Linked DNA regions of Homo sapiens: region 1 is linked to region 2. A link is a contact called in ENCODE Hi-C or POLR2A ChIA-PET data. All regions are on one chromosome and are shown on one strand. The core of a region is the stretch at or near the end of the contact, and the rest is flanking DNA. Distances in the headings are between cores, read along the strand shown. Region 1 overlaps PACS1 (phosphofurin acidic cluster sorting protein 1). Region 2 holds the start of SF3B2 (splicing factor 3b subunit 2).

What was found. Hi-C counts contacts between places; a loop is a spot of excess contacts on that map. ChIA-PET counts read pairs that join two places held with the same protein, here RNA polymerase II (POLR2A). Pooled maps may share reads with other maps.
Region 1: a map of B cell shows a loop between it and region 2 (13-fold over the local background). The contact joins the enhancer-like site here to the promoter of SF3B2 in region 2. A Hi-C loop is called at or near these places in 1 of 168 maps with a recorded cell type or tissue (B cell), 17 of 37 single-sample maps with no recorded cell type and 12 of 50 pooled maps. POLR2A ChIA-PET finds 5 or more read pairs at or near these places in 6 of 52 experiments (CD4-positive, alpha-beta T cell, H1, OCI-LY7 and 3 more).

The regions. Positions count from the first base shown.
Region 1 is chr11:66,220,360-66,224,843 of GRCh38, forward strand. It overlaps PACS1 (phosphofurin acidic cluster sorting protein 1), which reads left to right. Exons shown (of 24, transcript NM_018026.4): 9 at 272-432; 10 at 795-888. Among named protein-coding and RNA genes, the nearest start is that of KLC2, 35 kb to the right of the region's middle. RefSeq lists enhancers at 2,211-2,310, 2,371-2,610, 2,416-2,916, 2,917-3,417. Within about 2 kb of position 2,437, at least 4 of the 41 ENCODE cell types and tissues checked have a DNase peak (open chromatin) inside an H3K27ac peak, as active enhancers do; they include B cell, where a contact is called at or near this core.
Region 2 is chr11:66,050,355-66,054,593 of GRCh38, forward strand. It overlaps SF3B2 (splicing factor 3b subunit 2), which reads left to right and starts at 2,010. Exons shown (of 22, transcript NM_006842.3): 1 at 2,010-2,163; 2 at 2,319-2,365; 3 at 2,673-2,750. The coding sequence starts at 2,031. It overlaps SNORD13F (small nucleolar RNA, C/D box 13F), which reads left to right and starts at 2,790; the gene lies at 2,790-2,874. RefSeq lists enhancers at 1,008-1,559, 1,378-1,427, 2,048-2,217 and a silencer at 1,628-1,837.

The DNA of each region.
Region 1 (4,484 bases), core at 1,187-3,686, 170 kb after region 2:
GGGCGATGGGCCTCGGGATTCCTCAGCTGTCCCTCCTGGCACAGCTTCACAGTGTGGAGCGGTGGCAGGAACTGGGGGGAAGGTGGCCTCACCATGTCCCCGCCCTCAGGCTGGATCATGGAAATGACGTGAAGGTTACTCCAGCCAGTGTGAAGCTCTGGCATGTCCCTTAAGCAGGACTATAAGGGCAGCCCAGGAGAAAGGAGCTGCTCATCAACCAAAATTGTTAATAGGGATGACCCTAAATTCAGAGACTCCTTTTTCCCTGCAGGTGGGCTTTGGGCTGGAGCATGTGTCCCGCGAGCAGATCCGGGAAGTGGAAGAGGACTTGGATGAATTGTATGACAGTCTGGAGATGTACAACCCCAGCGACAGTGGCCCTGAGATGGAGGAGACAGAAAGCATCCTCAGCACGCCAAAGCCCAAGCTCAAGTGAGCCCCCCTCTCTGTAGCTGGCCTCCAGACTCTCCTTCCTGGCCATAGCAGTCTCCTGACCCCTCCCTCGCTGTCCCCTCTATTACCAGAGAATCTTGGTCCTTCATCCTTTCTGAACCTCTGGCTGTCTTGGAGAAGGTCACTGTTTTGCCTCTCACTGACAGAAGTCCTATAGGACTCTCAGGAAGTACCCCCTCTCCTGACCCGCCCCTCCTCTTCACCCTGCACTTCCCTGCTCACCGGGCGTTCTGGACACCTGTAGCTTGTTGACCCACCCTGAATGCCAGCTCCATTCAACTCTCCCAGCATGCTGTTCTGAGCCCTGGCAGCACTGACCCTGGCTGTGCTCTTCACCACAGGCCTTTCTTTGAGGGGATGTCGCAGTCCAGCTCCCAGACGGAGATTGGCAGCCTCAACAGCAAAGGCAGCCTCGGAAAAGACACCACCAGCCCTGTGAGCGCAACCGCGACTGCGGGGCGGGGTGGGACCGTGGCATGTCAGGGCTCGACGCTCTGGCCCTCTGCATCTCTGATCAGGGCTCATGTTGTGACCTTAGAAAAGTGGCCCCATTGGCTGGGCATGGTGGATCACAACTGTAATCCTGGCACTTTGGGAGGTGGAGTCGGGCAGATCATGAGGTCAAGAGATTGAGAGCATTCTGGCCAACATGGTGACACCCCATCTCTACTAAAAATACAAAAATTACCTGGGCGTGATGGTGTGCACCTGTAGTCCCAGCTACTCAGGAGGATGAGGCAGGAGAATCACTTGAAGCCGGGAGGCGGAGGTTGCAGTGAGCCAAGATTGAGCCACTGCACTCCAGCCTGGCGACAGAGCGAGATTCCCTCAAAAAAAAAAAAAAAAGAAAAGAAAAAAGAAAATGGCCTCATCTTGTTTCAGCCTCAGTTTTCCTCCCCTCAGTCTGGCTGGGAGCTTAGCTCTTTGGGGTCATTGCTGTGTCAGGCTGGGTTGTTCCTTTTGGTCTGTTTCTGCCATGGCCCAGCGCCTTCCCTCTCAGAATACATACAATCTCCCCCTCTGCTGGGCGTGGTGACTCATGTCTATAATCCCAGCTCTTTGGGAGGCCAGGGCGGGTGGATCACTTGAGCCTAGGAGTTCGAAACCAGCCTGAGCAACATGGTGAAAGCCCATCTCTACGAAAAATGCAAAAGTTAGCCAGGCATGGTGGTGCACGTCTGTAGACCCAGCTACTTGGGAGGCTGAGGCAGGAGGATCCCTTGAGCCCAGGAGGCAGAAGCTGCAGTGAGCTGTGATCGCACCACTGCTCTCCAGCCTAGGTGACAGAACAAGACCTTATCTCAACAAACAAAAACCTCTCCCTTCGTGTCTGTTCTGTGGTAGCTGAGAGTGTGGCATGGAGTGGGCGTTTGGCCAGTAGTGAGTGGCCCTGCACCAGACTGGGGAAGGAGCAGGTATGGAGAGGAGGGGAGCCACTGAGACGTGCTCAGGAGGCCCTAGTAGGCTTTATTGGGCCAAGAATCCATAGAGGGGAGCAGTGCCCCGAGAAAATTTATAATTTAGTCAAGAGGTTTCCATTTTTTCTGGTGAGCAAGGGGAAAAGGGGGCATGTACTGTAGCAGCCGGAGCCACGACCTGGGCCTTGCTCCGCCCCTCCTAGAAAGGCCCTGCTCCCTCAGCAGATCACAGGCAGGGGTGGGTGTGAGCCTGAAGTGACCTCAGGCCCTAGGAAGCTGCTCTTCCTTCGTTTACAATGGAAGGCAAGTGAGTGTTGTCGCGATGTGAGTGCCCAGCTTAGGATTTGCCCTCCAAAGCCCAGTGTCTTTTCTGTAGATCAAAGAAACAAATCCTTTAAGTCCTCCTGTTCACCTGCTTTACTGGCAGATGAAGCCTACTCATGGTTCACCAGGGGGAATACCAAACTCGCCCTGCAGATCGGTAGTAATTGTGCGGAGATGATAGGAAACAGGAGAGGCCTCTACCGCTGAAAAGCACGGGTCTGAAAGGGCAGGTGCCTGTCCTGGAAACCACCTTCTCTTGGGGCATCCCCTGGCTGCCCTTCTGCCTGTTGCCACCAGGTGGGGCTCTCTCCCAGCTCACCGTTCTTCCTGCTTAGGACAGCGCCCCACGTGACGTTAGTGAGGCAATGCATGGGAAACTGCAGCCCAAACAGACTCCTCCCTGGGAGAAACCCCAGCCCTGCCCCTGCAGACCCTGCACCCTAGACGCCGTTCCAGGCCGGGTTCATGGGGATCCAAGAACTGAGGAGACCTCGATTTACAAAAAAAAAAAAAAAAAAAAAAAACTCTTTCTAAATTTATTTTTTATTTTTATTGGAGTCGGAGTTTTGCTCTTATCGCCCAGGCAGGAGTGCAATGGAGCGATCTCGGCTCACTGCAACTTTCACCTCCCGGGTGCCAGCGATTCTCCTGCCTCAGCCTCCCGAGTAGCTGGGACTGCAGGCACGTGCCACCCACACCCGGCTAATTTTTGTATTTTTAGTAGAGATGGGGTTTCTCCATGTTGGCCAGGCTGGTCTCAAACTCCTGACCTCAGGTGATCCGCCCGCCTCAGCTTCCCAAAGTGCTGGGATTAGAGGCTTGAGCCGCTGTGCCCGGCCTATTTTTTTTTTTTTGAGATAGGGTCTCGCTGTACTCCCCAGGCTGGAGTGCAGTGTGTACCCAGCCACCTCACTTTCTTTGGTATTAGTGTTTAGGATGTGGCTTGGAGATGCATTTCCTCACATGGAACTGCTGAATGGCCCTGCTGAATTGACAGCATCCACATGGGCAAACCCTACTGGGCAAACCCTACCCCTGGCCATGAGAGCTAAATTCCCTCTTAACTATATGGGATGACTCTAGAAAGATACCTGGGAGCTGGCTGAGGGAGGACTCTTTCTTAGTGTTCTAGGAATGTAGAGCAAGTGCCCTAATATAACAAAATGTAACTAAATCACTAACTGAGACAGTGCCCCAAAAGCAGTAAGCAGAACACCTAACACTGTGGATGTTCAATAAATGTTAGTTACCTGACTTATAAAACTTACAGAAAAAATTACTTAGACACTCTGAGCCTCGGTGCCTCATCTGTAGGGTTGTGGTGTCGGTATAGGAGCCCATTTGGCTCAAAAGCCAGTTGAGGGCGGACACGGTGGCTCAAACCTGTAATCCCAGCACTTTGGGAGGCCGAGGTGGGTGGACCACTTGAGGTCAGGAGTTCGAGACCAGCCTGGCCAACATGGCAAAACCCTGTTTCTACTAAAAATACAAAATTAGCCAGGCATGGTGATGCACACCTGTAATCCCAGCTACTCGCGTGGCTGAGGCAGAGAATTGCTTGAACCTGGGAAGCAGAGGTTGCATTGAGCCAAGATCCCGCCACTGCACTCCAGCCTGGGTAACAGAGCAAGACTCCATCTCAAAAAAAAAAAAAAAAAAAAAGCCAGGTGAGTGTCAGCCTTTATAATATGATGGCCTAAGGGCCTCTGTCAGGGCAAAAACACATTTGGGACAGGGTAGAGCTTCTGAGTTTGAGTCTTGACTCCACCACTCCACTGACTGTGTGATCTTGGGCATGTTACCACGCCTTTGCTTCCTCATCTACAAGGTACGTGTTAAAGCTCGTGCCTCCCAAGGTAGTGAGGAGATGGAACAGGATCATGCACATCAGACTGCTGCGTGGGGTGTGCCTGATTGACTTACTGCACACAGAGCACTGCTCATTGCTCACCGACTACTATTGCTTTTATTATTATAATTCCTTAGTGCCATTTCAGTTGTGGACTCCTAAAATTGATAGAATCTAGATGTCTTTTTAGTGAGTCCTTCAAATTCTGGTTCCCTTGGCCACGTTTCAGACTCACTTTGCTGGTTCTGTGCTGATATTTCTATTTTGAAGAGCCCCATATGTCTGGATGTGGGTGTGAAACTTTGGAATCCTTTGGTATGAAAGGCGCTTTGGGAACAGCAGAACCAGACTGCGCTCTTAAATGGAGAACTTCTGAATGGATTAGGAAAAACCACGAGATTGTGCACCTGTAGGCAGGTGTGCACGCACCACCTCAACTT
Region 2 (4,239 bases), core at 760-3,259:
AGTGGCTCACGCCTGTAATCCCAGCACTTTGGGAGGCTGAGGCGGGCGGATCACGAGGTCAGGAGATCGAGACCATCCTGGCTAACGCGGTGAAACCCCGTCTCTACTAAAAAAAATACAAATAAATTAGCTGGGCGTGGTGGCGGGCGCCTGTAGTCGCAGCTACTCGGGAGGCTGAGGCAGGAGAATGGCGTGAACCCAGGAGGCGGAGCTTGCAGTGAGCGCAGATAGAGCCACTGCACTCCAGCCTGGGCAACTGAGACTCTGTCTCAAAAAAAAAAAAAAATAAATAAATAAATAAAAAATAAATAAATAAAATGAGACTCCATCAGCCTTTAGTTTATCCTGCCTCAGAGACCCCGCCCCCTTCCCTAGCACCTACACATGCCTTGGGGCCCTCAGCCTCAGATGACCTGCCCTGGGCTCTCCAGTTACAGGGAGCAGAAGAGCCTTCCTTTGGGCTAGAAAGGTTCTGCCTGAGTGGGCTGACAAGCTGGAGGGAAGGGCGCTGTTTTTCTGTCTTCGTTACTGTCCTTTCCGGGTTTGGCTTCTCCTCTGGGAGTGTGGCTGCAGGAGCCTCCCATAGTGATATTGATGGAAAGGGGAAAGGTCAAGGTTTGGGTAGGAGGAAGAGGACTTCCCACCCAGTGCTAGGATGTGAGCCAACCTTTCTCAACCCAGTCCTTTTCCCTGTCTCTCCCAAACCTCACCTTCCCCCGACCTGGTGCCCCATTCTTTTTTTTTCCCTGTTCCCAGCTTCTTCTCCACTGGGGGCAGTTGGCAAAATGGAGCTGGAGAAAAGATCTGAAGGGGATGTGTAGGGGGAAAATGAGACCATTTCACTTGAGTCTCCCCACTCCCTTTCTCAACACACATAAAAAACACACACAGGCTAGCTGTTGGTGAGAGGGCAGAGCTAGTGGCAGAGGTGGGGAGAGAAACTGAATTGATGGTGTGGGACAGGGAGAGGTGGATGCTAGGCAGGCAAGAATCCCTGCCAGTCTCTGCCTCTGTCTCCAAAGGCCAAGGGGAGTTGGGGTGGGGAGTGGGAGGCAAGGTGGGGCCCCCAGTGCAGGTGCGGCTGAGGGAAAAGGGCCTGAGTTTATTTTTGAGACTAAAAAAGACACAAATGCTTTCACCAGAAACATTGTTCCTTTTTTTCCAGTAATCATTTATTGGGCGCCTCTTGAACGCCAGGCGATGCGAGACTGAAAATGATCAAGTCCCTGCTCACATTTTTGGGATAGAGGTAGGAAGAAAGGGCAAGAAAGACTTAACAAACGGTGGAGATTCGAACGTATTATGGGAGCTCTAAGAAAGGAAAGGAAAGCGGGAGGAGGCTTAGTGGAGAAGACGACATTTGAGCCGGCCTGGAAGGTGGAAAAGGGGGCTTTAGAGTCGCCCTTCCCCCAGGTCGGCAGCTGGAGCTCAGCCCGGGCAGGCCTGCTGCTCTCCCGGCTTGGATCCCCTTTCAGCCCATTCATCCGGGCCTGGGCCGGGGGTGGGCGGGCAGACAATCAGACACTGTTTTATCCCAGGCATCGGCTCCAGCCTCCCGCTTGGCGCCCGCAACGCGGGGCCGCCGGGGAAATGAGTCTCTCGGGACTCCCTGGGAGCGTAAGCGTTCGAGGATCTGACCGGAGGGCCGGGCCGGAAAGCTTGAGAGCCTTCGCTCCCGCAGGTGAGGCGCAGAAAACACTCCCTCGGGGAAGTGCCAGCCCTCCTCGCAGCCCCGCCCTCCGGCCCGCCGCCGGCCTTCGGGGCCGTAGCGGCGCGCAGGGCCCGCAGAGACCGAGACCTGCGCACTACAACTCCCAGGAGGCCTCGCGACCAGACCGCCGAGGGGCCACTAGAGAAAGGTGCGTCTGCGGCGAATCCCGTCGCCCAGCGCACGGCAGCGGGTGTGCCTGAGTGCGCGTCGCCTCCCAACCAGAGAGGACGTGGCATACGGCGCCACCGGAAGTTCCGGCAAGTGGGCCCTGAGGCTGGCCCCAGCTTCCGGGTTGGTCGCGCGCCTTCCTGCGGCTAAGATGGCGACGGAGCATCCCGAGCCTCCCAAAGCAGAATTGCAGCTGCCGCCGCCGCCACCTCCAGGCCACTATGGCGCCTGGGCTGCCCAGGAGCTTCAGGCCAAGTTGGCAGAGATCGGAGCTCCGATCCAGGGTGAGGAACACAGGAAGTCGAGGGGCCTTTACGGGCCTGCGGAGAAGCGGAGCCTGGTTACCCGGGAGACTCGGGTGCGAGGGGCGGAGGCAGGCCGCTGGGGCCTGACCTGGCCGGGCTGGCCTGCCCCATTGATCGTGTACTTTGCCCTGCAGGTAATCGCGAGGAGCTGGTGGAGCGGCTGCAGAGCTACACCCGCCAGGTAGGTGTTGGCGGCGGGACGTCAGGATAGGCCGAGCTTCTCCAGGAGACCTTATATACCCCATCACGGCTCGGTCTTCATTCTTTCTTTATCTCGGCACAGCAAGGCGGAGGCTTGCCCTTTTTAGCTTGTTCTTGCCTTTGCCAGCTTAGTTGTAATTTCTTGTATCCATCTTGGTCCTCTTCAGTGCCCAGCCAGAGCGCTGGCAGACAGGCACTGGGTACGTTTTGTTGAATGAATTGGGAGCGAACGTCGTTTAGTGAAACAGCTAGTTTTGGACTGACCTAGAGTCCTTTCTCTTTTGCAGACTGGCATCGTGCTGAATCGGCCGGTTTTGAGAGGGGAAGATGGGGACAAAGCCGCTCCACCTCCCATGTCGGCACAGGTAGGGAGATTCTTCTGTTTTTTAAGATTCCATCTGCTGATCCTTTTGTAGTTCATGAGCATGATGATTGGGTGTTCACGTGCATGTGTGAGATGTGACACCCTTGCACATTACTCGCCTGACCTGAGTGGGGAAAAAAAAAGATTCCATATGTTCAGGGTAGCCCTTCCTCTCACTTGCAGTTGTTGGGCAGGGAGGTACTGCCATGACAGAATTGTGAGCTCTTCAGTTCTCTCTTTGATGCTGACACTTGCCTCCTTTTCCACTGTCTGCTTCTCCAAAAGCAGCTTGTGGCCGGGTGCAGTGGCGCATGCCTGTAATCCCACCACTTCGGGATGCTTAGATGGGACGATCGCTTGAAGCCAGGAGTTCGAGACCAGCCTGGGCAACATAGTGAGACTCTGTTACTACAAAAAATTTTAAAAATTAGCTGGGCACGGTGGCACGCGCCTATAAAGTCCCTATAAAGAGGCTCAAGGATTGCTGGAGCCCTGGGGTTGGAGGCTGCAGTGAGCTCTGGTTGCGCCACTGTACTCCATGTACTCCATCCTGGGTGACAGAATGAGACTTTGCTTCTTTAAAAAAAAAAGGGGGGAGGTGATGGGGGAGGGGCTGGGAGAGTGTCAGAAAAAATAGCTAATGCATGCCAGGCTTAATACTTAGGCAGTGGGTTGATAGGTGCAGCAAACCACCATAGCACACATTTACCTATGTAACAAACCTGCGCATACTGCACATGTACCCGAAAACTTACAATAAAATAAAATTAAACCAAAAAATAGGAAAAAAAAAAAAGAGGCAGGGCGTGGTGGCTCATGTCTGTAATCCCAGCACTTTGAGAGGCCAAGGCAGGTGGATCGCCTGCGGTCAGGAGTTTGAAACTAGCCTGGCCAACATGGCGAAACTCTCTCTACTAAAAATACAAAAATTAGCTGGGCGTGGTAGCACATGTCTGTAATCCCAGCTACTTGGGAGGCTGAGGCAGGAGAATCACTTGAACCCTGGAGGTGGACGGTGCAGTGAGCCAAGATCAAGCCCCTGCACTCCAGCCTGGGCAATAGAGCGAGACTGTCTCAAAAAAAAAAAAAAGAGGCAGGGCATGGTGGCTCATGCCTGTAATCCCAGCACTTTGGGAGGCTGAGGTGGGCGATCACTTGAGGTCACGAGTTCAAGACCAACCTGGCCAACATGGTGAAACCTTGTCTCTACTAAAAATATAAAAATTAGCCGGGCATGGTGGCAGGTGCCTGTAATCCCAGCTACTTGGGAGGCTGAGGCACGAGAATTGCTTGAACCTGGAAAGCGGAGGTTGCAGTGAGCTGAGATTGCGCCATTGCACTCCAGCCTGGGTGACAGAGCGAGACTCTTGTCTCAAAAAAAAAAAAAAAATACAGCTTGAATACAAGGAAGACTGACTTGTCCTTACCCAGCTGGAAGCAATCACCCTTTTCTTTGCCTGCCCCAGGCACAGTTCCCATGTTCTTTTGTG